Regions from separate parts of the Homo sapiens genome. Here region 1 is linked to region 2. A link is a loop called in an ENCODE intact Hi-C map of the cell type or tissue named here. Cell type or tissue: IMR-90. All regions are shown on one strand. Links, peaks and the distances in the headings refer to the core of each region. The heading gives the core; the rest is flanking DNA.

What was found. Hi-C counts contacts between places; a loop is a spot of excess contacts. Peaks named below come from ENCODE experiments on the same cell type or tissue, not always from the same donor. Only the 100,000 strongest peaks of a DNase experiment are listed, where the experiment ranks them.
Region 1: a loop joins it to region 2, with 3 times the contacts of the local background. A loop is called at or near these places in 2 of 110 quality-filtered maps.

Annotation. Positions count from the first base shown.
Region 1 is chr9:124,046,504-124,062,203 of GRCh38, forward strand. LOC107987037 (a long non-coding RNA gene) reads left to right here. Exons shown (of 3, transcript XR_001746580.2): 2 at 15,477-15,560. Among named protein-coding and RNA genes, the nearest start is that of LHX2, 43 kb to the left of the region's middle. In IMR-90, for the core only: no CTCF peak of the experiment used is centred there; a DNase peak (open chromatin) is centred at 8,398; H3K27me3 peaks cover 3,844 bases.
Region 2 is chr9:124,241,870-124,257,569 of GRCh38, forward strand. No RefSeq gene overlaps it. Among named protein-coding and RNA genes, the nearest start is that of NEK6, 8.2 kb to the right of the region's middle. RefSeq lists enhancers at 650-1,166, 1,167-1,683, 12,352-12,731, 12,742-12,831, 12,862-12,951 and a silencer at 10,321-10,615. In IMR-90, for the core only: a CTCF peak has its summit at 10,016; a DNase peak (open chromatin) is centred at 10,332; H3K27ac peaks cover 573 bases.

The sequences.
Region 1 (15,700 bases), core at 4,935-12,934, 200 kb before region 2:
ATTTCCTTCTCCCTCTCTCTTTTTTTTTCTGAGCGGTTACCACATACACATAGCATGTGTAAAATATGCAGTTTCCCTAGCCCGACATCCTAGTTCCTTACTTAAAAGCAGGCTCTGTTACCTGTTTCTTGCCCATCTTTCCAGAGACATTCTATGCCTGTGAAGACATGTTCATAAAACATATTTTACAAAATGGTATTTGTGTGTGTGTGTGTGTGTGTGTGTGTGTGTGTGTTTTGTTGTTGTTGTTTTGAGACAGAGTCTCTCACTGTACTCCCAGGCTGGCGTACAGTGACACGATCATGGCTCCCTGCAGCCTCCACCTTCCAGGATCCAAGCGATCCTCCCACCTCAGCCTCCCTAGTAGCTGGGACCAGAAAGTGCACCACCATGCCTGGCTAATTTTTCTATTTTTTGTAGAAATGGGGTTTCGCCATACTTGTCAGGCTGGTCTTGAACTCCTTGGCTCAAGCAATCCTCCTGCCTCAGCCTCACAAAGTGCTGAGATTACAAGTGTGAGCCACTGTAGCCAACCTTACAAAATGATATTGCATTGGACACATTTTTCTGCACTTTGCTTCCTGCTCCCTGCCCCTTAACTATCATGTAACAGAGACTTCTCCATACTGGAAATATAAAATGCTCCCTTCTTTTAAACCAGTGCATAGTGTTCCACTGAACAGATGTTCCAGAATTGATTTCACCATCCCCTATGGACAGGAAATTAGGCCGTTTCCCATCTATTGTTATTATAAGCAAAACTGCAACACATATCCACACTCATACATCAATTTGCATGTGCGCGAGTGTATTTGTATGGTAAATTCCTAGAAGTGGAAATGCTGGGTTAAAGGGTATGCGGATTTTGAATTTACTTAGATATTGCCAAATCGCTCTTCAGGGAGGTTGCACCAATCTGCCCTCCCACTCACAATGAATGAGAATGTCTGTTTCCCACACTCTTGCCAACACAGCGTGTTATCGAACCTTTTTATCTTTGTCAATCTGTTAGATATAAAATAATATCTCGTAGCTGTAATCTCATTTCTCCTACTACAAGAGAGGTTGACCATGTTTTCATATGACTAAGAATCATTTACATTTCCTTTCCTGGGAACTGTTTGTTTATATCCTTCGCCTATCTTTTAATTAGGTTGGTTTTTTTTTCTTCCTGATATGTAGGAGCTCTTAATATCAGCCCTTTGTTGATAACATATGATATGTCTATACTATATGTGTCTTTTGACTTTATTTATATTATTTGTATGCAGAATTAAAAATAATTTTTTGTGGCTATTTTATTGCTGGATTCAGTTTTTTAAAATCCATACTTTAAAAGGCCTTCTTTACTGTATGAATGTAAAGTACCCCCAGGTTTTCTTCATTCTAGAATTTGTTTTTGTGGAAGATGTGAGGTAGGGATTCTGCTCTTTCTCTCTGGGTGACTCTGGTTGTCCCAACACTATTGATTGAATAATCTATCTTTTTGTCATTGATTAGCAATGCCACTTTTATCATATACTAAATTCCTGTAATATATGTAGCATTTGAGTGCTTTAGCAGTTTCCCTGGGCTATCCTAACACATTCCCACAAACTGGCTAGCTGAAAACAACAGAAATTCATTCTCTCAAAGTTCAGGAGGCTGTAAATTTAAATTAAGGTGTCCGCAGGGCCACGTTTCTTCTGGTGTTGCTGGTGAACAGACCATGCCACGCATTTCTCCTAGCAGCCGGTGGTTGCGGGCATTCCTGAGGTTGTGGCAGCTTCACTCTAATCTCTGCCTCTGTCTTCACATGGCCTTCTCTCTGTGTTTATGTCTGTGTCCAAATTTCACTCATTTTGTGAGGACACCAACCTTTGGATTAGGGTCTAATCCAATATGTCCTTCATCCAGTATAGCCTCATCATGATTTAATTACATCTACAATGACACTGTTTCTAGTTAAGGGCATGTTTGCAGTACCAGGGGTTAGGACTTCAATGTATCTTTTATTAGAGGGGCACAATTCTACCCATTACAACTATGCATTCTTTTTTTTTTTTTTTTTCCTTTTGAGATGGAGTCGCACTCTGTCACCCAGGCTGGAGTGCAGTGTCTCTGCTCACTGCAACCTCCGCCTCCTGGGTTCAAGCAATTCTCCTGCCTCAGCCTCCTGAGTGGCTGGGATTACAGGCATGCTCTACCACGTCTGGCTAATTTTTGTATTTTTAGCAGAGATAGTGTTTCACCATGTTGGCCAGGCTGGTCTCCAACTTCCAGCCTCAGGTGGTCTGCCCGCCTCGGCCTCCCAAAGTGCTGGGATTACAGAAGTGAGCCACTGCACCTGGCCACTTTCAGTTTTTCTATTCTGTTCTATTGATCCATCTGTGTAAAATGCACCAATACCAGTGTTTAAAATATCATAGATTGATCTTATGTTCTAATATGTGTTAGACTAGTACCCACTCATTACTCTTTTCTTTCAAAATTTTCTTGTTTATATTTTCCTTGTTTATATCATATTCGTTGTTTATATGGAGTTTAGAATCAACTTATCGGCTTGCTTATTTTTAAAAATCTGATTGGTGTTTTTATCAGAACACACGCATACCATTTTACATGCTCAAGTTTTCATTTGTGCCCCTCAGCAATTTATTAATGTTCACTTCCAGTAAATCTCATACATTTTATTTTTGTTACATTGATTTCTAAATATTTTACCTTTTTGGCTGCTATCATAAACAGGAACTTCTCTTTCACTATCTCTTCTAACTGGTTCTTTACCTTGATGAGGACTATTAATTACAATATATTAATTTTGCAATCAACCACCATACTGAGTTTTTGTATTATTATTATGTATTATTATGTATTTTGAGACAGGGTCTCACTCTGTTGCCCAGGCTGCAGTGCAATGTTCATGGTCATCCCCGCAGCCATGAACTCATGGGCTCAAGCAATCCTCCTGCCTCAGCCTCCTGAGTAGCTGGGACTACGGGCATACACCACCATGCCTGGCTAATTTTTTAATTGTTTGTGGAGATAGGGTCTTGCTATATTGCCCAGGCTGGTCTTTTTTTTTTTTTTTTTTTTTTTTGAGACGGAGTCTCGCTCTGTCGCCCAGGCTGGAGTTCAGTGGTGTGATCTCGGCTCACCGCAAGCTCTGCCTCCTGGGTTCATGCCATTCTCCTGCCTCAGCCTCCCCAGCAGCTGGGACTACAGGCGGCTGCCACCACGCCCAGCTAATTTTTTTGTATTTTTAGTAGAGATGGGGTTTCACTGTGTTAGCCAGGATGGTCTCGATCCTCCTTGTGATCCGCCCACCTTGGCCTCCCAAAGTGTTGGGATTACAGGTGTGAGCCACTGCACCCGGCTACCCAGGCTGGTCTTGAACTCCAGGCCTTAAGCAATCCTTCCATCTTGGCCTCCCAAAGTGCCGGGATTACAGGCATGAGCTACCATACCGGGCCTCTTATATTATGTATAATGGCTTTTCAGTTGATTCTGTAAATAATAACCCATTTTTCCCCTCCTTTCTAATTCTTATACTTCTCATTTCTTTTCCTTGTCTAATTGTGTAGGCTGGTACTTTGTCAGAACAATGTTAAGTAATAGTGTTAATAACAGATGGCCAGGCAAGGTGGCTCACGCCTGTAATCCCAGCACTTTAGGAGGCCGAGGTGGGTGGATCACCTGAGGTCTTGAGTTCAAGGCCAGCCTGGCCAACATGGTGAAACCCCATCTCTACTAAAAAATACAAAAATTAGCCGGTTGTGATGGTGGGCGCCTGCAATCCCAGCTACTCGGGAAGCTGAGGCAGGAGAATTGCTGGAACCCGAGAGGCGGAGTTTGCAGTGAGCCAAGATCGCGCCATTGCACTCCAGCTCAGGCCGATGACAGCGAGACTCCGTCTCAGACAAACAAACCAACCACAAAACAAAACAAAAAATACAGACACACTTTCTTACTCTTGATCATAATGGGAATGCTTTCAGTGTTTCGTCTTTAAGCATGATGCTGGCTTTTGGGTTGAAATCAGTATTTTATCGTGTTTAAACATTTTCCTATTTTATTAAGAAAGAAAAGCTCTTTCTAAACTTTCTAGGCCATCTCCTTCTCTGGCCTCCTCTACGTGCAACCCAGACCCTGCAGTACTGAGTTAGTCACTCACCTCCTGAGTGCGCCATGTTGTATAAGGCATTCTAGCCATTGCCCCTTGCTAGTCCCTCTTCATGGAATACCCTTCCCCCAAGCTTCTCTCAGGCAAGGCCCAGATAAATAGCATCTACTCTGGGAAGCTTCCCAGGCAGTTCTGCCCTTGACCTTGTCTCCTCCAAGCCCTTCTCATGATGATATATATATAATTGCCTGCGTTCACCTCCGCTCTCCACACCAGCCTGTGAGCATCCTGGTGTGTGTGTGTGGGCATGGGGGTGACACGTCTGGGTTACTTCTGTGTGCTTGGACTAGGGCCCCGATAGAGTAAATACATGATCAATGTGGTTTTGGATGAATGAATACTAAATAAAAGCTAACATTTACCAAGTACTCAGTAAGTGCCAGGCCCCAGGGTAAGCACTTCCCACTCACTGTCTCATTTAATACAACACCCCCATGAGGTAGAGGTGTATTGTTTCCAACTTGAGATGAGCAAGTGAAATCTCAGAGAGGTTAAGTAACATATGCAAGGTCACACAGCCAGGAAGTGAATCCAGGTTGGTTTGACTCCAGGGCTGAGACTTTAAGTCTCTAGGCCATTCTGAATGGCTATAAATGTTAGCTTTTATAGCCATTAATACAGTACATGTATGAATGAACAAATAAATACAGTAAATGTATGAATGAACAAATGGTACACAGTGAGGCCTGGGAGAGTGAAGTGGTGCTAGGCTTGGACATGGCACCTGTCCAAGTGCCATGGAGAGGAGCCCTGAGATGGTGATTCCTTTATGTTTTTTCTTTTTTTGGTAAATACAAACCCTTGTGTCAAGGGCTGACTTTCAATAGATTGCAGCGAGGGAGCTGCTCTGCTGTGTACGAAACCCTGACGAGATGATGATTTTTTTTTTTTTTTAGACAGAGTCTTGTTTTGTTGCCAGGCTGGAGGATGGTGGTGCGATCTCGGCTCACTGCAGCCTCCGCCTCCCTGGTTCAAGCTATTCTCCTGCCTTACCTTCCTGAGTAGCTGGGACTACAGGCACACGCCACCATGCCCGGGTTATTTTTGTATTTTAGTAGAGATGGGGTTTCACCATGTTTGCCAGGCTGGTCTCGAACTCTTGACCTCAGGTGATCCACCTGCATCGGCGTCCCAAAGCACTGGGATTACAGGCGTGAGCCACCGCTCCCGGCCGAGGTGATGTTTCTTAAGTGACCCAGAGGGTGGAGCTAGGTGTGGGTGCAGGGGTGGGATAATGGAACTACCTGATCTGGTTGGCTCAGGACTGAGGGTTTTCCTGGAATACTGGACTTTCTAGTGCTAAAGTCAGAAAAGCCCTGGCCAAACCTGGCTGAGGTGGTCACGCGAGAGGTGCAGCCATAAGCTCTGGATTTCCTCTCTGTGTGAGCAAAGGATTCTCATGGTCAGGACTAACTAGGGAGCGGGGAGGCAGCCCTAGCAGAGAGTGAGCTCCCTGTCATGCGAGGTATAAAAACAGGACAGGGGACACTTTCACTTTCATATTTTCCCCTCATCTCTTTGGGATTCTTGGGTGATCTTAACTTGGGGTGTGGGCTCCCAGAATGGTTCTGCTTTGTCCCAAGCTGGAGGGTTCCTGGAAAGGACTGAGACAGGCTGAAGGCCCAGTTGCTCACTGTTTGATGGCTGAATGCTCCTCTGGATGGCCTAGGAGGTGTGTAAATGGGCAGAATTGACAACGTGTGTCACGTGAACCTCCTGCCAAGCCCAGGAGCTCCTCCTCCTAATAGCCCTCCTGAGGAAACCACCCAGGAAAGGGGGACAGAAAAGTGGGACTCAGAGGGGTGAATGAGGAGATGGGGTGGGCGGGGGAGCAGGAGCTTGAGTCACCCACCTCCATCAATTGAGTGATGCCACTTCCAGGCAGGAAAACCCACCTGGTCCATCTCCCAGGACCCGGAGTGGACTTTAAGCTCAGCAGAGCCCCCGGCACAGGCCCTGGAACTCTCCTGGCGGGGTCACAGCAGCAGGATAGGCAAGTCTTGCAGGGGAGGGCTGATGGGGGGAGCAGGTCCCCAGCAGGGTGTCTCCTCAGGGCCTGAAGTTTCTCCAGGTTGCAGCTGGGGATAGACACACAGGAATAAGAGAGAGAAATGGCTGGTGTTCGGGGTGGGGAGAGCTGGAATTTATTTAAAGGCCTCTGTACTTGTTGACTAACAGCGAGCTTGTATTTCGTTTTGTTTTGTTTTGGCTGATATATACTTTACAAAATTATGTTTGAAAGTGGCATATAACATGCATACAGCAAAGTGTACTTATGAGTGTATAGTTTGATGATTTTTTACATGTGTATGTACACCCATGTAATCACACCCACATCAAAGTATAGACATTTCCAGTGCCCCAGGAAGTCCCTTTTTACCTTTTCCTGGTCTATATCTGCCCTCAGAGGTAACTATGGTCCTGTCTTTTATCATCTTGAAATAGTTTTGCCTGTTCTTGAACTTCGTGGACATGGAATAATACAGTAAAATGCTCTTTTGTGCCTGGAGTTTTGACTTCGTGTTATTGATAGTGACAGGAGGCAGCCAAATGCCTAGGCAGATAGGGGTGGGTCTCCAGTGACACCTGACCTTCCAGCCACAGACAGTCCTGGGTAAATCCTCAGACCGGATTGAAAACCCACCTTCCATTTGGCATGCTTTCCTCTGATTGATCCTAATCCTTCACCTATTTTACCTACCCTTTCCTAATTGGTTTTCTACAATGTCATGCCCACCTTTGAGTGGTGTCTTTGCTTTAACCTTTTTTGCATACTCAAAAACCAGTCAGCATGCATTCCCTGTTATGATCCCATAAAAAGCCCTGGGCTCAGCCATACTGGGTACTTTTCCACCTTCGGGTAGGAGAACCATCCCTCATGTCACCTCTTTTTGCTGAGAGCTTTCCTTTCACTTAATAAATTCTACCCCACTCACTCTCTGGTGTCTGCATGCTTAATTCTTCCTGGTCATGAGACAAGACCCTGGACCTAGCTGAGCTAAGGAGCAGAAAGATAGCATCATTATAATGGTGTGATTCACCCATGGTGTTGCACGTATCAGTGGTTTGTTCCTTTTTTACTGCTGTGTAGTTCTCCATTGTAGAAATGTGTCACGAAACATTGATCCGGTCTCCTATTGATGGGCATTTGGGTTGTTTCCAGTTTGCCAGTTTGGGCCATTATGAACAAGTCTGCTATGAACATGTGTGTCAGGCCTTTTGGTGGCACTCACATCTTGGGTGTATACCCAGGAGTGGAATTGCTGGGTCATAGCTGAGGTGTATATTTAACAAAGCCTGTACTTAGTACTTTTGTTATAAGAGAAACTTGGAAAAATCAACGAGAGATTTTTTATAACTTTAAAAGGAGTACATACAAAAAGTTGTTTGGGAGGTGAGCCCAGAGTTCTCTGGGGCCCCAGTGGCAGCTTCTGGAGTGTGTGGCTTGGATTCCTGAGGGGAAGGTCAAGTTGGGCATGGAGCAGGGAGGGAATGGGCTATACCTGGGCCCTTTCAGGCCCCTCCCAGGGAAGGGAGGGTAAGGTCTGCCAGGATGCTATCATAAGGGGCAGATCTGATAGGTGCTCCTATAAAGAGTCTGACTGGGGACCTCACTCTCACCACCTGTGCAATGGGCTAGTGCATGGTGGACTCAGTGGCTTCTGAGCCTCTGATGTCTTTGGGCATCTGCTTGGGAGCCTCCTCTTTCAGCCCCTACATTACGGTCTGTGGCAATACCGACTCTGGAAGGTTTTAAGGATGGGGGGATGGTCCCTGAGCCCCAAAGCTTCTGCCAGGGTGAACCCTGTGGATCAGGGCCCCAGAGGCCTCCTCCCACCCCCAGCCTTGCCCCAGCTGTGCCTCAGGCTCTCTGGGAGCTGGGGGGAGACAAGGGGAGCCAGGCTCAGTTTTTTTCATGAAGCCGGAGCAGCTGCTGCCCAGAGTTTGGGAAGCTGTTGTTCTGCCAGTGGGGTTCCCCAAGGGAAATACCAGTGCCAGGGTCCTGAGCACAGCCGGGTGATCCAATCACCCCCAATGAGCTCAGGGCTTGCCCCCATGCCTAGCAGCTGAGCAGAAGCACTTAGCAGCCCAATCAAATACTTCTCAGTCTGGTGAAAACACTCAGCAGTGTGTTTAAATGACTCAGCCACCCAGCGGCAGTGCTCAGAGGGCCAGTGAAGTTACTCACTGAAACTAGAGTAATGCTTATCAGTCTACAGTAGCATTCATTCATCTGGGGGAAAAACAAACCCCAAAAACTAAACCAATAACCACAGAATGGTTCTGAGTCCTTATCTTGGCCCTGGCCCTTCTTTGCTGTGGTTTCCTTGTAGGGATGTCCACCCTCTTTGTGGTTTGTTGGGATAAGTCAATGCGCTAATGTCTAGAAAGGGCTTCTCGTAGTGGTTGGCATGCAGTGGGCTTTCAGCAATATTTACCGAGGGCCTGCTGTAAGCCAGATCCTATTGTTGCAATTACTCTGGCCCTTGGGGAGGCAGTCCTGGGAGGCGGAGCTTTGGGCAGGGACAGTTTCTATGAACAAAATGCATGAGCTTTAGTCATGGCTTGAAACATTATGTGAGCCTTCAGAATTCTTTTATTTATTTAATTAATTTATTTTTTTGAGACGGAGTCTCGCTCTGTCACCCAGGCTGGAGTGCAATGGCGTGATCTTGGCTCACTGTAACCTCCGCCTCACAGGTTCGAGTAATTCTCCCTGCCTCAGCCTCCCAAGTAGCTGGGATTACAGGCAACTGCCACCACGCCTAGCTAATTTTTGTATTTTTAGTAGAGACGGGGTTTTGCCGTGTTGGCCAGGCTGGTCTCGAACTCCCGACCTCAGGTGATCCGCCTGCCTCGGCCTCCCAAGGTGCAGGGATTACAGGCGTGAGCCACTGTGCCCAGCTCAGAATCCTTCTACAGTGTTCTCTCTGGTCCTCCATTGGCTGTGGTTTAGAAAGCCCAGATTCATTCCTCCTGCCTTCCCATTCTCCCTTCTCAACCTCACCCACCGTCAAGTTCTCTTCTGGATACTGGGCTTCAGAGATATTGGATTTGGGCCCTGTGAAAACAGGTGATTAGAACACACTAGAAGGTGTAGTGAATCTACTGACAATATAAATACAGTTAAGTTTCTGTCTGCCCATTTGTCTGGTTCCACATCATGAGCAAATAGCTGGAGGAATTACTTGAAGGGTATGTTTGGTTTGATCTGACTTGGTGGCTCAGGATATAGGGGGAGTGGGCCAAATAGATGGGCAGGGGTCTTCCAGGGTTTCTCAAATCGATGGCTGATGACAGGCTATTTATTTGTTGATTGTGAGGCCGTGTATATTAAAATGGCATAGACAAAGAAAACAAATGGGTTTTAAACGTGAGCTCCAAATGGGCAGACAATATGGGTGTTAATTCATGATCAAGCTGCTGATTACTGGCAACTCCAGATAGCTTCTTAATGATGAGTAGAAGTAGGCATTGATTTCTTTTACTATGGATAATGATCTCCCCAGCTATGCAGGAGAAGCCAGTTAGTAGCAATTACAGGAACAAGCATCAATTAAACTTTCTTTGTGTGATGCACCATGCTAGGCACTAGAATGCATTTTGTCTCCCTGACTCCTCACAATAGCCTGGGGGTGGGAATGCTTATTAATTCAGAGAGGTTAAGTAACTTATCCACCTAGTAAGTGGTAGATCCAGGATTCAAACCCAGGTTTACCTGTCAGATGGCAACGTCCATGCTCTAAATCCCTTGTCTACACTGCATTCTGCCTTGGGACGCTGCAAACTCATCAAATTCAAAACTCCCTCTCCTTCTGTCTGGAACTATAAAGTGAAGAAATTAGGGTTGCTGGATATGAAATCAACCTAGAAAATCCACAGTGTGCTACAAGCAATGACCAATTAGAAAATGTAGCTGGGGGCGGTGGCTCACAGCTGTAATCCCAGCACTTTGGGAGGCAGAGGCGGGTGGATCACGAGGTCAGGAGATCGAGACCATCCTGGCTAACATGGTGAAACCTCGTCTCTACTAAAATACAAAAAAAAAAAAAAAAAAAGGAGCCAGGCATGGTGGCCGGCGCCTGTAGTCCCAGCTACTCGGGAGGCTGAGGTAAGAGAATGGCGTGAGCCTGGGAGGCGGAGGTTGCAGTGAGCCGAGATCAAGCCACTGCACTCCAGCCTGGGCGACTGAGCAAGACTCCGTCTCAAAAAAAGAAAAGAAAATGTAAATGTAACAGAAAGAAAGATGATATGAAAAGTGTAAGGGCCCAGTAATCAACTAACAAAATGTGTGTAACAACTCTATGGATAAAATACAAAGTATTATTGAAGAACACACACACTCAAGAATAAATGAAGGTATGTATCATATTCATGGAAAACAAGACTCAATATCATCAAATGTACTTTAATTTTTCCCGATTGATTCATAAAATCAGTGCAATTAACTAAAATTCCAATAAGATTTGTCATCAAACTTGTTAAGCTGATTCTAAAATTAACACAGAAGGATAAAAGGGCAAGAATAGTGAAGGCCAATCTGAGATAGAATGAGGTAGGGGTCTTGCCCAAACCAATATCCTTAGTTATTTATTTATTTATTTATTGAGACAGATTTTCACTCTTGTTGCCCAGGCTGGAGTGTAATGGCACGATCCCGGCTCACTGCAACCTCCGCCTCCTGGGTTCAAGCGATTCTCATGCCTCGGCCTCCCAGGTAGCTGGGATTACAGGCACCTGCCACCAAGACCAGCTAATTTTTTGTATTTTTAGTAGAGAGGGGGGTTTCATCATGTTGGCCAGGCTGGTTGCGAACTCCTGACCTCAGGTGATCTACCCGCCTCAGCCTCCCAAAGTGCTGGGGATTACAGGCATGAACCACCACGCCCAGCCAATGTTCTAATTTATGATAAAGCTTTGATAATAAACACATCCTGGTTGTTAACACAGCGATAGACAAATAATGGAACAGAAAAGGGAACCCAGAAATTGATCCAAGTTATATGGGACCTTGGTGTATGATCAAAAGGCATTACAAATCTGTGGAGGGGAAGCATGGACTATTCAAAAATGGGGTTTAGAAAAGTAGCTATCCCTATGTAAAAATTAACCTTAGATCCTGTCTCACATCACACACAAAAATAAACTTGAGATGAATTAATGACCTAAATGTGAAAAACAGCTTACAGAAGAAAAGTTGGAAAATTTCCCTATGTCTTGGGATAGGGAAGGAGCCCTTAAGTCACAAAAGCTAGGCGTCATAAAGGAAAATATGAAGTTTAAGCTCAGCCGCATCAAATATTTCTGTATAACAGATAAACTACCTGCAAAGTTAAAATTCCAACAATAGTCTGTGGGAAGGCATTTGCAGCATATATTACAGATATAGGGTTAACATCCAAAAGATACAAAGAACGCCTATAAATCGATAAGAAAAAGACAAACAACCCAATAGAAAAATGGGCAGAAGACCTGAACACAAAAAAGGAAACAGGGAGAGTGAATAAGCATAAGAATCAAAGATGCTTAACCTCTCTTTGTTGATGATTAAACAACAAAGAGAGGCCAGGCGAGGTGGCCCAACACTTTGGGAGGCCGAAGTGGAAGGACCACTTGAGCCCAGGAGTTTGAGACCAGCCTGGGCAACATAGTGAGACCCTGTCTCCAAAAAAATTAAAAAAAAAATTTTAAATTTTAACCAGACATGGTGGTGGATGCCTGTAGTTTCAGCTGCTTGGGAGTCTGAGGTGGGAGGATCACTTGAGCCCAGGAGGTTTAGGCTGTACTGAGCCGAGACCGTGCCACTGCACTCTAGCCCAGATAATAGAGTGACACCCTGTCTCAAAAAAACAAACAAAAAATCCCCACAAAACGACAAAGAGATTCCATTTTATACCCCTCAGATTCACACAAGTTGGAAGGTTTGACACTATTAAGTTGGTGAAGATGCTGGGAAAGCTGAACTACTACATTCGAAGATACTACAATTTGACGATACCTATGAAAGTCAGAAATACGCACACCATGTGACTAGTAGTTCTGCTGCTAAGAATGAACTCTAAAACCCTAGCACATTGGTCAAGGAAGCATTGTGGACGTTAAACTTGGAATAACTCACATGTCTGTCGGCAGAGGAATTAAATAAATCTGTTACCTATTTATTTATTTATTTTTATTTTTACTTTTTTTTTGGGATGGAGTTTTACTCTGTAGCCCAGGCTAGGGTGCAGTGGCGTCATCTCAGCTCACAGCAACCTCTGCCTCCCAGGTTCAAGTGATTCTCCTGCCTCAGCATCGCAAGTAGCTGGGATTACAGGCATGCACCACCACACCCAACTAATTTTTGTATATTTTTAGTAGACAGGAGGTTTCACCATGTTGGCCAGGCTGACCTCAGGTGAACCACTTGCCTTGGCCTCCCAAAGTGCTGGGATTACAGGCGTAAGCCACCGCCCCTGGCTTGTGTTATCTATTTATAAAGTAGAACACCATACAGTAAACTAAATTGAGCTACATATTGAGTTTTGTAATTGAGTTACCTATTTGAAATCTGGTTAATTATTTAAAAGTATAATTTTGATTTTTAAAAGTGTTATGGGTTGAATTGTGTCCTCTATAAAGGCATGTTAAAGTCCTAATTCCAGGTACCTAGGAATGTGGCCTTATGTGGAAAGAGGGTCTTGTCAGATGTATTCAAGTGAAGAGGAGGTCATTGGATTAGACCCTAATCCAATATGACTGATATCCTCATAAGAAGAGAGATGTTTAGACATGGACACACACAGAGAGGAGAATGCTATGTGATGGCAAAGGCAAGAATTGGAGTGACACAACTCCAAGCCGAGGGACCGAGGGACGACGAGGATTGTTGGCCATCAACAGAAGTCAGAAGAGGCAAGGAAGGATTTTACCCAGAGTCTCAGAGAGCACATGGCCCTGGTGACACCTTGCCTTCAGACTTCTAGCTCCTAGAACTGGGGCAGGATAAATTTCTGTTATTTGAAGCCACATGGTTTGTGATACCTGTTACAGCATCCCTAAGAAACAAATACAAAAGTAAGTTGAAAGGTTATAATATGACACTGTATTTGACTGTTCTCATATTGCTGTAAGGAAATACTCAAGACTGGGCAACTTATAAAGGAAAGAGGTTTAATTGGCTCACAGTTCCACATGTCTGGGGGAGGCCTCAGGGAACTTACAGTCATGGCGGAAGGCACAGGAGAAGCAAGGCACCTTCTTCACAAGGCAGCAGGAAGGAGAAGTGTCGAGTGATGCAGGAAGAGCCCCTTATAAAGCCATTGGATCTCATGATCACTCATTCACTATCATGAGAACAACATGGGGGAAACACTCCCACGATTCAATTATCTCCACCTGGTCTTTCCCTGGACATGTGGGGATTATGGGAATTACACTTCAAACCGAGATTTGGGTGAGGACACAAAACCTAACCATATCAGACACTATTTATTTAAAATTTTAAAGCATACAAATAGCAGTACTATATATTGTTTATGGTTTTAATGAACTTAGAGGCTGAGTGCAGTGGCTCACGCCTGTAATCCCAGCACTTTGGATGGCGAAGGTGGGAGGATTGCTTGAGCCCAGGAGTTCAAGTTTAGCCTGGGCAACATAGCGAGACTCCTGTCTCTACAAAAAATTAAAAAATTAGCAGGCATTGTGGTATGTGCCTGTGGTCCCAGCATTTGGGAAGCTGAGGCAGAAGGATCTCTTGAGCCCAGGAGATTGAGGCTGCAGTGAGCCATGATCGCATTATGGCACTCCAGCCTCTGGCTCTGCCTCTGTGTAGAGAAGGGAAATGAAACGGAGGGGGATGAAAAGGATTTCAATTAAAATATCTTCAGCCGGGCAAGGTGGCTCACGTCTGTAATTCCAGCACTTTGGGAGGCTGAGGAGGGCGGATCACCTGAGGTCAGGAGTTCGAGACCAGCCTGGCCAACATGGTGAAACCCCATCTCTACTAAAAATACAAAAATTAGCCAGGTGTGGTGGCGTGCGCCTGTAGTCCCAGCTATTCAGGAGGCTGAGGCAGGAGAATCACTTGAACCTGGGAGGCAGAGGTTACAGTGAGCTGAGACTGCACCATGGCACGCCAGCCTCCAGCCTGGGCAGCAGCGGGGGGTTCTGTCTCAAGGAAAAAAAAATCTTCAACATCTGTTTCTTTTATTTAAAAATGTCTAAAACACAACTAACAAATTGTTAACATGTATTGACTCGAGTGGTGGGTGCATGGACATTTGTTACACTCTATTCTCTGGATTCTCTGTTACTATATGTATCTGTGACCATATAGGTATCTGTGTACAAAAGTGAATTTCCAATATTTGCTCAATGGGTGTGTGCATCTGTGTGTGTTTCCCGTGTTCCTGCTGGCTCTGGCGGTCTTGCTGGTGTCTGCTGTATGAACTCACGTGCTGCCCCGGGCGAGGTGGGAGCAGCCTTGTTGGGTCTGCACCCGGAGACCGTGGGTGAGGAGTGCAGCTAGATGGTGTACCAAAGGCCTGCTTTCTTCCTACCTCTTCCTGGTGCAGCTCTTGAGTTTCCTGGATAACACAAATATTACAGTGAGAGGCCATGGGGGCAGAGGCAAGGCCAGGGGCTGCCTCTTGACCAACTCCTCAGTCCCCTCTGAATGACTGGCTTCCTAGCAGCCAGGACCATCGATGGCAGAGGCACCGAGTTAAGAAAGCAGAAACGATGCAGGGTCAGGCGGGGAGAGAGCTGGGCCGGGCAGGGTCTTCCCTTGCCGAACACTGTCTCCTTTGGGACCATAAGCAAGTGGCTCCCGTCTCTAAGCCACGCACTTGGTCAGGCAGATGACTGGAAACAGGTTGACCAAAGTCACACATTGCCACGTCACGCTCCTGCATCCGTGGAAGGCATCGCTCAGCAATCACAGCACGTTTTCTGTCTGAGGTTCCATGCAGTCTCCAAGCCCTTCTCCAGCAGGGCTCAGAGACCCACCCCACGGTCTCAAGGAAGAGGGAAACCTTCCCGGGCTGCAAAGCGAGGAGCGCTCAGGGTCTTTCTGACTTGAATGCTTTTTCACTTCAACCTCCTGGGGGCAGAAAGACCCTGGAAGCCCTCAGTTACCTCATCTGGAAGATGGGGATGAGGCTCCTCTTTGCCTTCCCACGCTGCTGTTAGACTAAAGGAGACACGAGATGCAAAACACACACTCAGCCGATGACACCGAGCCTGCGGGAGGGACGCATGTGTAGAGGCTGGCACAGTGACTGGGAGGTTCCTGGGTCTGTCCTTACTGTGTCTTCCCTCCCTTCTCCCCTAGGCTGGAAGGGGCAGCCAAGATGTCCTGGGCTCCATCAGACACTGATGATTCCATTCCGTGTCATGCTCACTCGAACCCTGCAAGGTAAAAAATAATAATAATAAGGAAAGAGTAATAAACACACAGAGCACTTCCACCTCCTATGGGCATGCATCTCCTAAGGATTTCACATATATGAACTCATTTAACCCTCATAGGCACCTTAAGAAGTAGATACTATTAGT
Region 2 (15,700 bases), core at 5,265-13,264:
CCAGCGTGGGCAACACGGCGAAACCCCGTCTCTACTAAAAATACAAAAATTAGCTGGGCATGGTGGTGCATGTCTGTAATCTCAGCTACTCAGGAGGCTGAACCAGGAGAATCACTTGAACCCAGGAGGCGGAGGCTGCAGTGAGCCGAGATCGTGCCATTGCACTTCAGCCTGTGTGACAAGAGTGAAACGCCTCTCGAAAATAAAAAATAAAAAAAAATAAAAAAGAAAGAAAAGAAAAAGAAAAAACTCTGGGGACTGGAGACAAAATAGTAAAAGGAGGTGGTAGAGAGCCTTGCTTCCGCCCTCACCTCCTATGAGGTGCCCTCTGCTTGCAGAATCTCTCAGCAGCCGGACTTTTGCAGAAGCTGCAGGTCAGTGGTGAGTGAGGAGGAAGGCTGTATCATTGATTGTTCTCCCAGGACACTTTGAGCATGAAAGGGGGCACCGTTAGTAATAAACAGCCATAAACCTGGGCTGTCCTAAGGAAACCAGAGTTTATGATGCCCCTGGTGATGAGTGGAGATTCAGAAATTGAAATGGAGAGGCGGAAGCGGGACACGATTGAGGAGGGATGTGAGCAGGTGCCAGGAGGCGCAATCTTTGGAGAGAGGGTGTGGTGCCCAAGCAGGCTTTGGGAGGCTTTTCTGCGGGAGGTACCGATTCGCTCCCCTCTTCTGGGTCCCAGGTGAACTTCAGGAAAGAGCAGCTTTGCTTTGCAGCAGTTTGGGAGCTGGATTGGGGCTGGATACGTTTTGTAACCTTATGCCTCTGCACGCTGGTTGGCTGCTTCACTTTTTTCTTGGTTATAACTTCCTGCAGAGACTGGTCTTCGGCTGGGAGCAGGAAGGCACTCTTAGAGTTGGGTTAGGAAAGTAAAGGCGCTTTTCCGATGCCTAGAAGGCAGTAGCTGCTTAGTAAACGTTCATCCCCTGCCATCTTAACCAGCAAGCGCCTTTGCTCTGGGACCCTGGTCCACGGTTGCTTCAAGCCCCCAGAGGAACCGCTGCCTTCATACTCCTCCAGATGGTCTAAGCCCTCCTGCCTCCCACCCCTCCCACACACGAATGCAGGAAGTCCTCTGAGAGCCTGCTGGATCAGTTTCCTTTCCGCTTCCTTTCTCTTCCTCTCCGGTGAGGGCTGGGACGCAGCTGGCGGAGTTGGGGGGGGTTCTCCCCCAGACTGCTTCTCTGCACAGCCTCCTTAACGCGTCACTCACAGGGCCTGCATTCCTCCAACTTTAATGCCTCCTCTGGGAACACAGGCTTCCAGAAACCTGAGATGACCAACCAGCCGGTGCAGGCCAGAGGGAGAAGGGCCCAGACGGTGAGGGGGAGAGTGAGGGGCTTGACTTCTGCCTTTGCTGAAAAGAGAAACCGCAGGCCTCCCCCTCCCCTTTCAGCTTATGGGACTTCTAGACCAGGGAGCAAAAAGCACTGGCTCTTGCCAAACCCACTTAGGGAGATGGAAAAGGAAAGATGGCACGATAGTTTGTAAAGGTGGAAGATCTTTTGTCACATACACCAGGTACAAAGGTTTTCATACTGGGACCCTTTACTGTCCCTTTAGGCTTCTAGAACAATAGGGCAGACTACTAGCAGAACCAAAAACAGAGAGGTGAACTAGGATTAAGTAATGGCTCCCAACAACTGCCTTGCAACTCCCAAATATTTAATAAGCAGCTCTTATTTAATAATCAGCTCCTGCCAGCCAATGTACCCCAGCTCTAGCATACCACTGGTCCTATCTATCCCCCTCTCAGGCCCTGATCACCTGAGGTAGGGAGTTTGAGACCAGCCTGGCCAACATGGTGAAACCCTGTCTCTACTAAAAATACAAAATTAGCTGGGAGTGATGGCGGGCGTCTGTAATCCCAGCTACTCAGGAGGCTGAGGCAGGAGAATCCCTTGAACCCGGGAGGCGGAGGTTGCAATGAGCCAAGATCGTGCCATTGCACTCCGGCCTGGGCGACAGAGCAAGACTCCGTCTCAAAAAAAAAAAAAAAAAAAGAATCCTGGCCACACAGCCATGAAGTAGAGGTTCAAACCCAGGCTGGTTTCACAGTATCACATCACCTCCCAAGTGTATATGGCCACGTACAGTTGGAAGCATCGCCACTCCTGCACCCTTCTCCCTGGTTAACTAGTGAAATTCTTCCCTTGGGGATTTTATTCATTCCATTGATGTAAGCCCGTCCCCACTTCACTACACTCTTGCAGTCTTAAAATTATGGCTCACTAGGCCCAAAAGGATCTTTAGAAATTAATTTGTCCAATTCTTTTCCCTATGGATGGGGAAATCGAGGTTCAGAAAGAAGACAAAACTTGCTTGTATCAGCCCTAGATCTCCTGAGGCAGAGTGCTTCAGTGCAAAGGGTCTTATCAGACAGACCTGGCCTCGAGTCCTGACTCTGACATTTACTTTCTGGGCCACCTTGGCTAGCAGACATTACTTTGCTGTTGTTGTTCTTTGTGGTATTTTTCTGAGACAAGGTCTTGTTCTGTCACCGAGGCTGGAGTGCAGTGGCATGATCACAGCTCACTGCAGCCTCTACCTCCTGGGCTCAAGCAATCCTTCCACCTCAGCCTCCCGAGTAGCAGGAACTATAGGTGTGCACCCCCATGCCTGGCTGATTTTTATGTTTTTCGTAGAGATGGGGCCTCATTATGTTGCCCAGGCTGGTCTCAAACCCCTGGGCTCAAGCAATTCTCCCACCTCAGCCTCCTCCCAAAGTGCTGGGATTACAGGTGTGAGCCACCACGCCCAGTCAAAGTCACTTTTTAATTTTTATTATTTATTTATTTATTTATTTTTGATGGAGTCTCACTCTGTTGCCCAGACTGGAGGGCAGTGGCAAAACCTCGGCTCATGGCAACCTCCGCTTCCCAGGTTCAAGTTGTTCTCCTGCCTCAGCTTCGCAAGTAGCTGGGATTACAGGCACCCGCCACCGTGTCCAGCTAATTGTTGTATTTTTAATAGGGACGGGGTTTTGCCATGTTGGCCAGGCTGGTCTCAAACTCCTGGCCTCAGGCGATCCACCCGCCTCGGTCTCCCAAAGTGCTGAGATTAGAGGTGTGAGCCACCGTGCCTGGCCTATGCTACTTTTTTGAGCCTCAGTTTCCTCATCTATTAAGTGGAGATCATAATACCTTCACTGACGGGTTGTTGTAAATATTCAAAGAGGTCCCAGGTTGGGATGCAGCAGCCTCATTCCTGGCACGCAGTGAGTGCTCAGTGCAGGCAGCCTTCCTTCTCCCCAGCAAAGGAAAATGGAATCTTAAGGCTCTGAGACCAGGGTCATTCCTTTATGGAGCCTGAGAGGGGGATAGATAGGACCAGTGAGTGGTATGCTAGAACTGGTGTGCATTGGTGGGCAGGAGCTGATTACTAAATAAGAGCTGCTTATTAAATATTTGGGAGTTGTTTTTGGGAGCTTTATACCAGCCATGGTAGGAGTATTTTACACCACAGAAATCAGCAAACTCTACAAATGAAGGATTTTATTTTTTATTTTGTATTTATTTTATTTATTTATTTATCTGTTTTTAAGATGGAGTCTCTGCTGCCCAGGCTGGAGTGCAGTGGTACAATCTCAGCTTACTGCAACCTCCACCTCCCAGATTCAAGTGATTCTCCTTCCTCGGCCTCCCAAGTAGCTGGGATTACAAGCATGTGCCACCACACCCAGCTAATTTTTGTACATATATATTTTTTTCAGTGGAGATGGGGTTTCACCATATTGGCCAGGCTGGTCTTGAACTCCTGACCTCAAGTGACAGTTTTTTTTTTTTTAAATAAAGGCCTATATGGCCGAGCACGGTGGCTCACGCCTGTCATACCAACAGTTTGGGAGGCCAAGGCGGGTGGATCACTTGAGGCCAGCAGTTTGAGACCAGCCTGGCCAACATGGCGAAACCTCGTCTCTACTAAAACTACAAAAATTAGCTGAGTGTGGTGGTGCATGCCTGTAATTCCAGCCACTAGGGAGGCTGAAGCAAGAGAATCACTTGAACCCAAGAGATGGATCAGTGAGCTGAGATTGTGCCAGTGCACTGCAGCCTGGGTGATGGAGTGAGAGTATCTCAAAATAAATAAAAATAAATAAATACATAAAAGCCTATAGTGTGGAATTTTTATTTTATTTATTTATTTTTTGAGACGGAGTCTTGCTCTGTCACCCAGGCTGGGGTGCAGTGGTACGATCTCGGCTCACTGCAAGCTCCACCTCCCAGGTTCATGCCATTCTCCTGCCTCAGCCTCTGGAGTAGCTGGGACTACAGGCGCCCGCCACCATGCCCAGCTAATTTTTTGTATTTTTAGTAGAGACGGGGTTTCACCGTGTTAGCCAGGATGGTCTCGATCTCCTGACCTCGTGATCCGCCCACCTCGACCTCCCAAAATGCTGGGATTACAGGTGTAAGCCACCGTGCCTGGCCTATGATATGGAATTTTTCAGTGGTAAGAAGTGATAGAGGGGATCATTATGGTAGTCAACCAAAAAAAAAAAATTACAATGTATAAATTTGGAAAAGGAGAGGAGACTTTGTTTCTTATAAAGAGTTACAGCCTGCAAAGGGGCCATCCCACAAGCAGGGAAATGTGTCTTTGGATAAGACCAGAGACTGTTACTTCGAAGGAGGAGGGGTTGGGGTAGATGCTTGATGCTAAACAGGTTGCCTAAAAACACATATATTTAACAGGTTACAAAAGAATATTTATGAAGGTGGTCATGACACATGTGAATTGAACAAACAGGTATGTAACATAGGACCCATGTTCATTTCGGGATGGAGACTTAACAGTTAAATGTATTATAATTAGGCCCTATAAGTCAAAAGGTCTTTTCGGGACACAAGGCACACAAGTGTACCATCTCCATAAACCTACCAGGGCCCGTCTACAGTCGGTGGTCTTTTTATCAGGAGAAAGTTACTGAAGTTAGTCTCTTGTCTAGTGAAAGTTGTAGTTGTGGTTGGTGGACCAGTAAGTCAGTATTTGTGAGTTGGATGAATTGCAATTGTTTTAATATTAATGTTATTTTGAGGCCGGTGTTTGTTTAGTTGTCAGAGAAAAAGACAAAGCTTGTGGCAGTTAAAACACAGTTTATTTTTTAACTGTAGGGTATTTGACTTAACCCGAGCCTGGGATGGCCTTAAGTCTTGTTTATAATTTTTTTTTTAATAGGGTCTCACTCTTTTGCCCAGGCTGGAGTGCAGTGGCATAATCTTGGCTCACTGCAACCTCCGCCTCCTGGTTCAAGCAATTCTCCTGCCTCAGCTTCCCAAGTAGCTGGGACTACAGGCACGTGCCACCACACCCAGCTACTTTTTGTAGTTTGAGTAGAAATGGAATTTTACCATGTTGGCCAGGCTGGCCTCAAACTCCTGACCTCAAGTGATCTACCCACCTTGACCTCCCAAAGTGCTGGGATTACAGGCGTGAGCCACGATACTCGGCCTATAATTTGGTATTTTGTTGTTACTAAGAGTCTGTTTTGTCAGTCTTAATGATCTCTATTTTAACATTAATGTTGGAGGTGGGACAGGGTGGCTCACACCTGCCTGTAATCCAAGCACTTTGGGAGGCTAAGGTGGACAGATCACTTGAGGCTAGGAGTTCAAGACCAGCCTAGGCAACATGGCGAAATCCCGCCTCTACCAAAAATACAAAAATTAGCCGGATGTGGTGGCTCACACCTCTAATCTCAGCTACGTGGGAGGCTGAGGCATAAGAATCACTTGACCCTGAGGCAGAGGTTGCAGTGAGCTGAGATCACACCATTGCACTCTAGCCTGGGCAACAGATCAAGACTCTGTCTCAAAAAATAAATAAATAAATAAATAAATAAATAAGTGACTCTGGGGCTTGCTGTGCTAGCCAAATGTATCTGCATGTCTGCTATGAATTGCAGCTTTCCTACGTCCCAACTGTGTGACCTTGGGCGAGTCACTTTACCTCTCTGAACTTTTTCTGTGTGTGTGGTGGGGAAACTGAGGCAAATTCCCAGCTATCTATGTATCTATAAAGGATAACCCTGACACTCGCCTCATAGGCTTGTTGGAATAATGAAATGAGATGACGTATGGAAAATGTGAAGTGCTAGGCTCTGAGCTTGATGAACAATTGGTATTGATATTATTTCAGCCACATGCTGGTTCAGTGTCTTCCCATACAGAACTGTAACCTGGTGAGAAAGATGTTAACACCTACAGTTTCCTAATGAGGCTCCAAGGCTCTGAGAAGTAAAGTGACTTGTTCAAGGCCATAGTGCTAGAAGGTGGCAGAGCCAAGCTTTGAACCCTGGTCTGATTGGCTCCAAGGCTGGGGCTCTGCCAAGACTCCCTGGCCTCAGTCCAGTTCTGGGGGTGCTGACTGCAGAGCAGTGGTTGTGGTATTTGGCCACAGGCTGCAGGCAGAATGTATATGGCCAAATGGCCACCTATCCCAGGGGCCTGCCTGAGCAACTCGTCTCGATCCTGAAGTCTGCAGCTTTGAGCCATGCAGCTCACACATGCCTCCTTCTTTGAGGGCTCCGGAGCCCCACATTTACTGCCTTTCCTCCAGTGTGCCTCTCTAGCCACTCATCCTGTTTCAGGGGAATCACCCCAAAACAGCAAGCACAACCCCCAACCAGGTCCCTCAGAATACCATTTGAATGGTGGAAGGGGACTTTCTTTTTTTTTGAAACAGGGTCTCACTGTGTCGCCCAGGCTGGAGAGCAGAGGCGAAATCATAGCTCACCGCCACCTCAAACTCCTAAGCTCAAGTGATCCCCATACCTCAGCCTCCCGAGTAGCTGGAACCACGGGCACGTGCCACTATGCACAGCTAATTTATTTTTTTCTTTTGTTTTTCTCTCTTTTTTTTTTTTTTGTAGAGATGGGGCCTTAATATGTTGCCTAGGCTGGTCTCAAACTCCTGGCCACAAGCCACCCTCCCACCTCGGCTCCCCAGAGCAATGGGATTTCAGCCATAAGCCACCATGCCAGCCCTAATTTTCTTTCTTGATGATGGGTTAGACCCTGGCCACTTACAGTCCTGGTATGGAGGGCAGGTTTGGGGCTGAGGGGAGGGAGTAGCAGTACCCAGACCCTGGCAAGCCCCTTCTTGAAGAATCTTCTCTGATTCCCTGCCCCTGCCCTCTTCCTACCCGCTCCCATACCTGTTTTGCCAGGTTTCTCCTCTGGTTCCTTTTCCCCACTCCACCCCCCAAGACAAGCCTGGCGTGTCCTGATGCCTGGAAAAATTACACCCATTCCCAGCCAACCAGGGCCAGGGCTGAGAAACCCACAACCAAATGCCTGCCTCTTCCTTCAGAACAGTTGCTTCACATTTGGGATTTGGGGTTGATGGACAGATGATGTCATCGGCCCCAAATCCAAGGGGCCTCTTGCCTCCATCTGCTCTGAGAGCAGCCAGCCCTACTGGGCATGCAGAGGAGGCCTCGAGCTCACAAGAGAGACTCACTCCAGCCACATCAGCCAGGAGTTTCAGGAAGGGTGTCTGGGCCCCCTCACTCATCTCCAAAGCCAAGGGGTTACCTGGACACCTGGAGAAGAAATGTGGCCAGGGTGGGACCCAGTGGACTCAGTTCATTTATTCCCCTATCCCGTCATGCTTGGTAGCACAGGGAAAATAGGAACACAGATTCTGAGCCTGTCAGACATCCTGCTACAAAGTGTGCTCAAGCCAGGTGCAGTGGCTCATGCCTGTAATCCCAACACTTTGGGAGGCTGAGGTAGGTGGATTGCTTGAGCTCAGGAGTTAGAGACCAGCCTGGCAACATGGCGAAGCCTCATCTCTACAAAATATACCAAAATATACTGGGCGTGGTGCTCACATCTGTAATCGCAGACTTTGGGAGGCAGAAGCGGGTGGATCACCTGAGGTTGGGAGTTTGAGACCAGCCTGGCCAACGTAGCAAAACCTGTTTCTACTAAAAATACAAAAATTGGCTGCGTGTGGTGGCACACACCTGTAATCCCAGCTACTTGGGAGGCTGAGGCAGGAGGATCGCTTGAACCCGGGAGGCAGAGGTTGCAGTGAGCCAAGATCATGCCACTGCACTCCAGCCTGGACAACAGAGCAAGACTCTGTCTTAAAAAAAAAAATTAGCTGGGTGTGCTGGTACATGCCTGTAGTCCCAGCTACTTGGGAGGCTGAAGTGGGAGGATTGCTTGAGCCTGAGAGGTTGAGGCTGCAGTGAGCTATGATCACGCCACTGCACTCCAGCCTGGCAATAGAGTGAGACCCTGTCTCAAAAAACAAACAAACAAAACAAAACAACAAAGTGTGTTTGAGACAAACTGGTTAATCTCTCTGAGCATCAGTTTTCTCCTGTGCATGTTTTCTCACCTGAGACATGGATACTCACATCAGAGAGCTGGTGCTGGTGCTACCTACATGCAGGACTCAGTGCCTGAATGAGTGAGAGGCTGTTTGTTCCTGTATTTAGTCACCTGCCTGTAATTGTTTCATGTGACATGAAATTCAGGGTGGCCATATGATTTATTATCTGATCCGGGCCACTTGTGAGTGTGAAAAGGGGCACTGTTTTTTTTGTTTGTTTGTCGTTTTGGGTTTTTTTTTTTTTTTTGAGATGGAGTCTCGCTCTGTCACCCAGGCTGGAGTGCCGTGGCATGATCTCAGTTCACTGTGACCTCTGCCTCCCGGGTTCAAGCGATTCTCCTGCCTCAGCCTCCCGAGTAGCTGGGATGACAGGCACGTGCCACCACGCCCAGATAATTTTTGTATTTTTAGTAGAGACGGGGTTTCACCTTGTTGGCCAGGCTGGTCTTGAACTCCTAACCTCAGGTGATCCACCTGACTTGGCCTCCCAAAGTCCTGGGATTACAGGTGTGAGCCACCGCACCCAGCCAGGGGGTACTATTATTAATTATGCCAGGACAGTAGGCATCACCCAGGACCATCCTGCAGGCACAGGTGATTCTTTGTTGGGAGAGAGTTCCAGTTTTCCCAGAAGGATTCATTCGCTCTTGTCATCCAGGTGCGATTATTGACAGCAACCCCTTTCCCTCTGCAAGTGTCTTGCTTTGGATGATCAACTTTAGGGTCACCTTGGGTGTCTGCAAAGGCCACTGCGTTGGGGGATTCATTTTTTACATTATACAAAATGGGGGTGTCTTGTCTGCTGGGCTCTTTGCCACATACTGATGTCTGGGTGTCCCGCCAAGAACTTCCAGGAGAGTTTAAGCAGTTAAGTCACATTTTTAGGAGCAGCAAACCCTGCTGGCTGCAGAAGGAGTTGGGACCCTCTCCACCTCCTCCCCAGCCCTGCCACCACTCCCTGTGTGACCCCGGGCCACTTCCTGCCTAGCACAATGTGGGGATGGGTCTCCAAGAGTCCTGTCAACCTTGACCTTCTAAGATTTCCTGTTACCCGATGACCCTGGGGAATTTCAGTAAAAATTGGGATGCAAGAAACATCACACCATCATATGGCTCACTGGTCACACCATGAATCCTAGGTCTTTCCTGTGCCAGGCTCTGGGCAGCTGCTGGAAGCCAAGGCATATCCATCAACACTCCTGCTTCATGGGAGGAGAGAGACGAAGCCAGCAACAGATCGGCCTATTCAACTCAGCATCAGGAGAGAACAGGTGCCAGAAAGCAAGCGGGGATAGAGTCCCAGTGTACTGTGAGCTTGCAAAACACCTTCAAAGGCCAAAATCACATTCCCCCAATACCCCATTGCCATGTCTGTTGCCTCTCAGCAGCCAGAAACTCCTACTCTCTTCCTGAGGAGCACAATGATTTTGACAGTTTCTTTGGGCGACTGACATCGCACCAACTCCTTTGTGATTTTAGTATTCGTGGTCTCTGAGTCTGTATCCTCATCTGTACAATGGGCAACAATCTCTACCTCAAAGTGCAGTTGAGAGTATCAGGTAAGGGAACAGACAGGAAATGCAGTTCATATGCAGTTCATGGTGCTCCCTGCAGGCCGTAGGATTTGAGTCTGCTAGTTGAAACAGCAGATATTAGAGCGGGTGGTAGAGGGAAGTTCAGGGAGGTGCGGGGAGGTGGGAAATCAGAGAGTACATTTCTGCCTCTTGATGGCTGTGTGGCCTTGAGCAAGTCCCATCTGTAAAGTGAGGGTGGGAATGATAATCCTTGATAACTTCTTTTTTTTCCACATTCCAGAAACCACCTGGGGAGTGGGGTCTCCAACCGTGTCGGGCGAGGACTCAGAGTTGGCAGCAGTCACTGCCAAAGGCAGGAGGAGATAACCAGTTAGCAGGCCTGTCACAAGATCAGCAACGCATGAAAGACAAAATGCTTCCCTGCGGCAGGAAGAGCCGACGCTTCCCTGCGGCAGGAAGAGCCGATGACACACTGCACTTAAAGTATTCCTCCAAGCCCCACCTCATTCTTCCCAGATCCTCTAGCCTTGGAGCACAGCCTCCAACTCTTCACTGAGCATTTTCAGGAGTACAATCTCAGGCGACTACCCCAATCCTGCAAGAGAGGCTGCCTGCCCCCCTTTGACAGATGAGGAAACTGAGGCCCACAGTGGGGAAATGGATGGCAGGAACTTGAACTGCAGAGAAGAGGCAGACTGAGTTTTCAAGTCTCAAAAGAACCTATGTCTGGACTCTTAAAACAACTCTACAGATGCCTGGAGCAGAGAGTTTTAAAAATTAGCTCCAAAGCTAACCTCATATACAGGCATGGGGACCCGTGGAGAGAGTACTCTTCTCTTCCTCTCCAATGTTCCTGTCCCCAACCAGACCATAAAATCTTGAGGGCAGGGGCCATGGCTGAAACTTCTGTTCTCTCCCACAATACTTAGAACAGTACACAGAGTGTTTGCTCTATGCGGATTAAACAGAGCAGATGCTTGCTGTATGTGGAATTTTTGTGTGTGTGTGTGAGACAGACTCTCACTCTGTCGCCCAGGCTGGAGTGCAATGGTGCAGTCTCGGGCTCACTGCAACCTCTGCCTCCTGGGTTCAAGCGATTCTTCTGTCTCAGCCTCCCGAGTAGCTGCGATTACAGCTGCCCGCCACCACCCCCAGCTAATTTTTGTATTTTTAGTAGAGACAAGGTTTCACTATGTTGGCCAGGCTGGTCTTGAACTCCTGACCTCAGGTGATCCACCCACCCTGGCCTCTCAACGTGCTGGGATTACAGGCGTGAGCCACCTCGCCCAGCCTCTATGTGAATTAAATGCAAATCGTTTGGAATACTATGCAGTCATATAAAAGGAAGCAGTTTTTCTGGAGCCAACAGGAAATGGTCTCCAAGAAGTGAAGAAAACATAAGATACACAATAGTGTAGATTGTATGCTATTATATGAGCAAAAAATAAGAAGAAATACATATACATTCACATACACACGACCATATATACGTGCATACATATATACACACCCACACAAAACACACTGTCTAGGACAGCATATATTCGGCAACGTTGGCTCCCTCCAGGGATAAGAACCAGGTGGCTGGGAGGTAGGGGTAGAAAGGACACTTTTCACTTTGTCCCCTTCTGTGCCTTTTGAATTTTGAACTGTGGGCAAGTATTATCTATTCAAGCAACAAATTAAACATTTTTTAAGTTAAATAACAAAAAATGAGCCAGCTACTTTATAAAGTGAGCCATATGATGATGTGATGACTCCTACATCCCTATCCTGACCGAAATTCCCCCGGGTCATCAAGTAACAGGAAATCTTAGAAGGTCAAGGTTGACAGGACTCTTGGAGACCCATCCCCACATTGTGCTAGGCAGGAAGTGGCCCGGGGTCACACAGGGAGTGGTGGCAGGGCTGGGGAGGAGGTGGAGAGGGTCCCAACTCCTTCTGCAGCCAGCAGGGTTTGCTGCTCCTAAAAATGTGACTTAACTGCTTAAACTCTCCTGGAAGTTCTTGGTGGGACACCCAGACATCAGTATGTGGCGAAGAGCCCAGCAGACAAGACACCCCCATTTTGTATAATGTAAAAAATGAATCCCCCAACGCAGTGGCCTTTGCAGACACCCAAGGTGACCCTAAAGTTGATCATCCAAAGCAAGACACTTGCAGAGGGAAAGGGGTTGCTGTCAATAATCGCACCCGGATGACAAGAGCGAATGAATCCTTCTGGGAAAATTGGAACTCACCCCCTACAAAAAATCCCATTACCGGGAAGATGGCAAGAAGATATTTTGTAACAAAGGAACTTCAAAGGAACATGGCCTGATTCTAAGTTCTTCTTGCCTCTCCTCTCTCCCCCATTACCCCCTCCCCCAATACTAACAACAATAAAGGACTTGAGTTAACCTGGATTCAAATCCTGGCTATTTTCTGAGCCTCAGTTTCTTCATCTATAAAACATAAATCATGACCCCTATCTCAAGGGATGCTATAAGAATTAACTGTCTCTTACAGAGCCAGATGCAGAGAAGGTGCCCGGCAAGCGGTAGTTTCTCTTCCCTTCGTGCAGAGAAATAATGAAACAACACATACTGAATCCTGAAACTCTTTGGGGGTGAACGGAGACAGACTTTCTCCCAGACCAGTTGAACAACGCCTCGGTGGGCAGAAGTGTGAGGCAACGTGTGCAGGGAGACGCTCATCCTAATTCTGGGTGTCATTTTGCAAAGCACTGCTTCACGATGACTCATTTTGGGACTCCCTAAAAACTCCTTTGAGTTAAAAACAAAAGTTGAGTGGGATTCAGCTTGCATTGTACCTTATCACTCTACTGTGCCCTCGTCAGTGTATCAGAGTACTGCAGGGAATTCAAGAATCTCTGAGCAGGCTAACCCTGATATTTGCCCCATAGTGTCACCAGGAGCTGGGACCATCTGCACAGGGCCCAGGACAGAGGGAAAGAAGTGGCCATGAGGGATGGAGGAGGAGGAAGGCCAGGAAAATGGGGTGCATGGGCCTCCCCTACCCTGCTCCCATCCAAGGGGGAGGGGGACCCCCAATGCAAAAGCACTCCTGGGTCCTCCTACCTATCCCTGCTTTATTTCTCCATCAAACTTTTTTTTTTTTTTTTTGAAACAGAGTCTTGCTCTGTTGTCCAGGCTGGAATGCAGTGACATGATCTCAGTTCGCTGCAACCTCAGCCTCCTGGGGTCAAGCAATTCTCCAGCCTCAGCCTCCCGAGCAGCTGGGATTATAGGCACGTGCCACCATGCCCAGCTAATTTTTTTATTTTTAGTAGAGATGGGGTTTCGCCATGTTGGCCAGGCTGGTCTTAAAGTCCTGACCTCAGGTGATCCACCACCTCGGCCTCCCAAAGTGCTGGGATTACAGGGTGAGCCACTGCGCCTGGTCTCCACCAAACTTCTTATCTTTGAAATGCCAGACATTCACAGTGTCTTCCTCCCATCCCACTCTCCCACCTTGGCTGAAGCCCCAAGAGAGTCAGAGCTAGATTTTTGTTCACTCCTGTATCCCAGGACAAGGCTTCTTTATTCCCCTAACACTCAGCCTGCCTGCAGCCAGACCTACCTCTGTTGATTATCATTGGCTGTGTGACCTGGGACAGATTGCTTGACCTCTCTGAGCCTCGGTTTCCTAACTGGAAAATGAGGACATCACAAGTATCTGTCATACGGGTTCTGTGAAGCTGGGGAAGGGCTTTGCAAGCAGTAAAGTCTTACATAGATATTGTGTGTTGGGGGTGGGGGCAGTCCTTTCCTCCCAGTGGCCTGGTGCGGCTCTCAAAGTTTCCTTCAAAAGGGAGTTTCTGGTTCTTGCTCTGTAGCTTAACTGAATAGCTGCCAGAACATGGGACCTGCCCTCCACACAGTGGGCCCCTACTGACTTCTCCCACTCCCTCATTCAGGCCTCTGCTCAGATGTCACCTCATCAGAAAGGCCTTCTTCCAGCACCCCCTATAAAAAAGCACCCCTGGGTCCTCCTACCCTTCCGAGTTATTTCTCCACCAAACTTCTTTTTTTTTTTTTTTTGGAGACAGAGTCTCGCTCTGTCACTGAGGCTGGAGTGTAGTGGCGCGATCTCGGCTCACTGCAAACTTCGCCTCCCGGGTTCACGCCATTCTCCTGCCTCAGCCTCCCAAGTAGCTGGGACTACAGGCGCCTGCCACCATGCCCGGCTATTTTTTTGTATTTTTAGTAGAGACAGGGTTTCACCGTGTTATCCAGGATGGTCTCGATCTCCTGACCTTGTGATCCGCCTGCGTCGGCCTCCCAAAGTGCTGGGATTACAGGCGTGAGCCACCGCGCCCGGCCCAAACTTCTTATCCTTGAAATGGCAGATATTCAGTGTCTTCCTCCCACCCCATCCCTCCCCCTTGACTGAAGCCCCAAGAAAGGGCCATATTTTGTTCACTCCTTTATCCCAGTGCCTAGAAAAGTACCTGGCCCATGGAAGGTGCTCATAGATGTGTCGGGTGAACCAATGACTGAACTAATGTTTGCTGCATGAATATGGCCAGTATCACAAATCCTCTAGTAACACTGCAATACGCTGTCTCAGAACTTCGATTTCTTTCTATTATTTGTTGCAGTGTTTATTTCTTCTATTTAACTTTTCAATCTGTCTGACATTTATTGTGGTGTATATCATGGGAGGCAAGGCTGTAAACAGATCTCCAGCTAAACGGCTAAACAATTTGCAGAACAATCCATTTCCTCCCCATTGGTTTGTGATGTCTGCATTTTCATCCACAAGAGCTGGGACCAGGCCCGCTCCTGTGGGCCAGCTGCTGCCTCGTCTGCCCTCTTGTTCCAGAAGCCCAGGGCTATGCTGTTCCTGAGGCAGGGCTGCCTAGTGATTGGCCACACAGGCACTGGAATTAGACAATCTGCCGTGCACTTTCCAGCTCAACCACTTACCATCTGGGTGACTTTGAACAAAAGAATTTGCTTTTTATTGTTGTTGTCCAGGTTGGAGTGCAGTGGTGCGATCATAGCTCACTGCAGCTGCTAACTCCTATGCTCAAGAGACCCTCCCGCCTCAGCGTCCCGAGTAGCTGGGACTGCAGGCAGGCACTACCACACCCAGCTAATTCTTACATTTTTCTGTAGACATGGGGTTTTGCTATATTGCCCAGGCTGGCCTCAAACTCCCAGCCTCAAGGCATCCTCCCACCTCAGCCTCCCATAGTACTGGGATTACAGGTGTGAGCCACCGCACCCAGCCTGAAATTTCATTTCTAAGCCTCAAAGCCCATCTGTAAAATGGGCACAAGGGTAACGTTGGCACACGTGGTGGACGCTCCGTTGGTGTCATTATTACAGATCACGGCCAGTTGAAGCACTTCCACTCATTTGGCAAACAGAAGCCAGACGGGCATTCACCCTGTGCCCAGTACAGTGCTGCGCCCAAGCAGGCAGTCAGTGTCCCTGGCTCCAGCCCTCCTGGGGTGCAGCACAGTTTTGAATGTGGAGGGGAGGCAGCAGGGGTGGAAACAGCCCAGCCAGGAGCGGCCGCTCTCGGTGCGGGGAGGAGGTGAAGTGAGAACTGAGCTGCTTGGGTCTCAGGGAGGCTCTGACTTCTAGAGGGGGCGTTCAACATTCTTTAGTGGGGACTTTTACTACTTCCAGAAACCTCTGCACATTGGCTCTTGCTGGTCCCCCGGGGGCCACAGGAAGTGGGAGCTCCAGATGAAGAGTCGCTGGCACTTTGAGGGCAGGGGGCAGGGCCTTCCCCTCATCGGAATACTCTTGGAGCCTACTTCAGTGCCTGCATTCAGCTGGTGCACAATAAGTGCTTGTTAC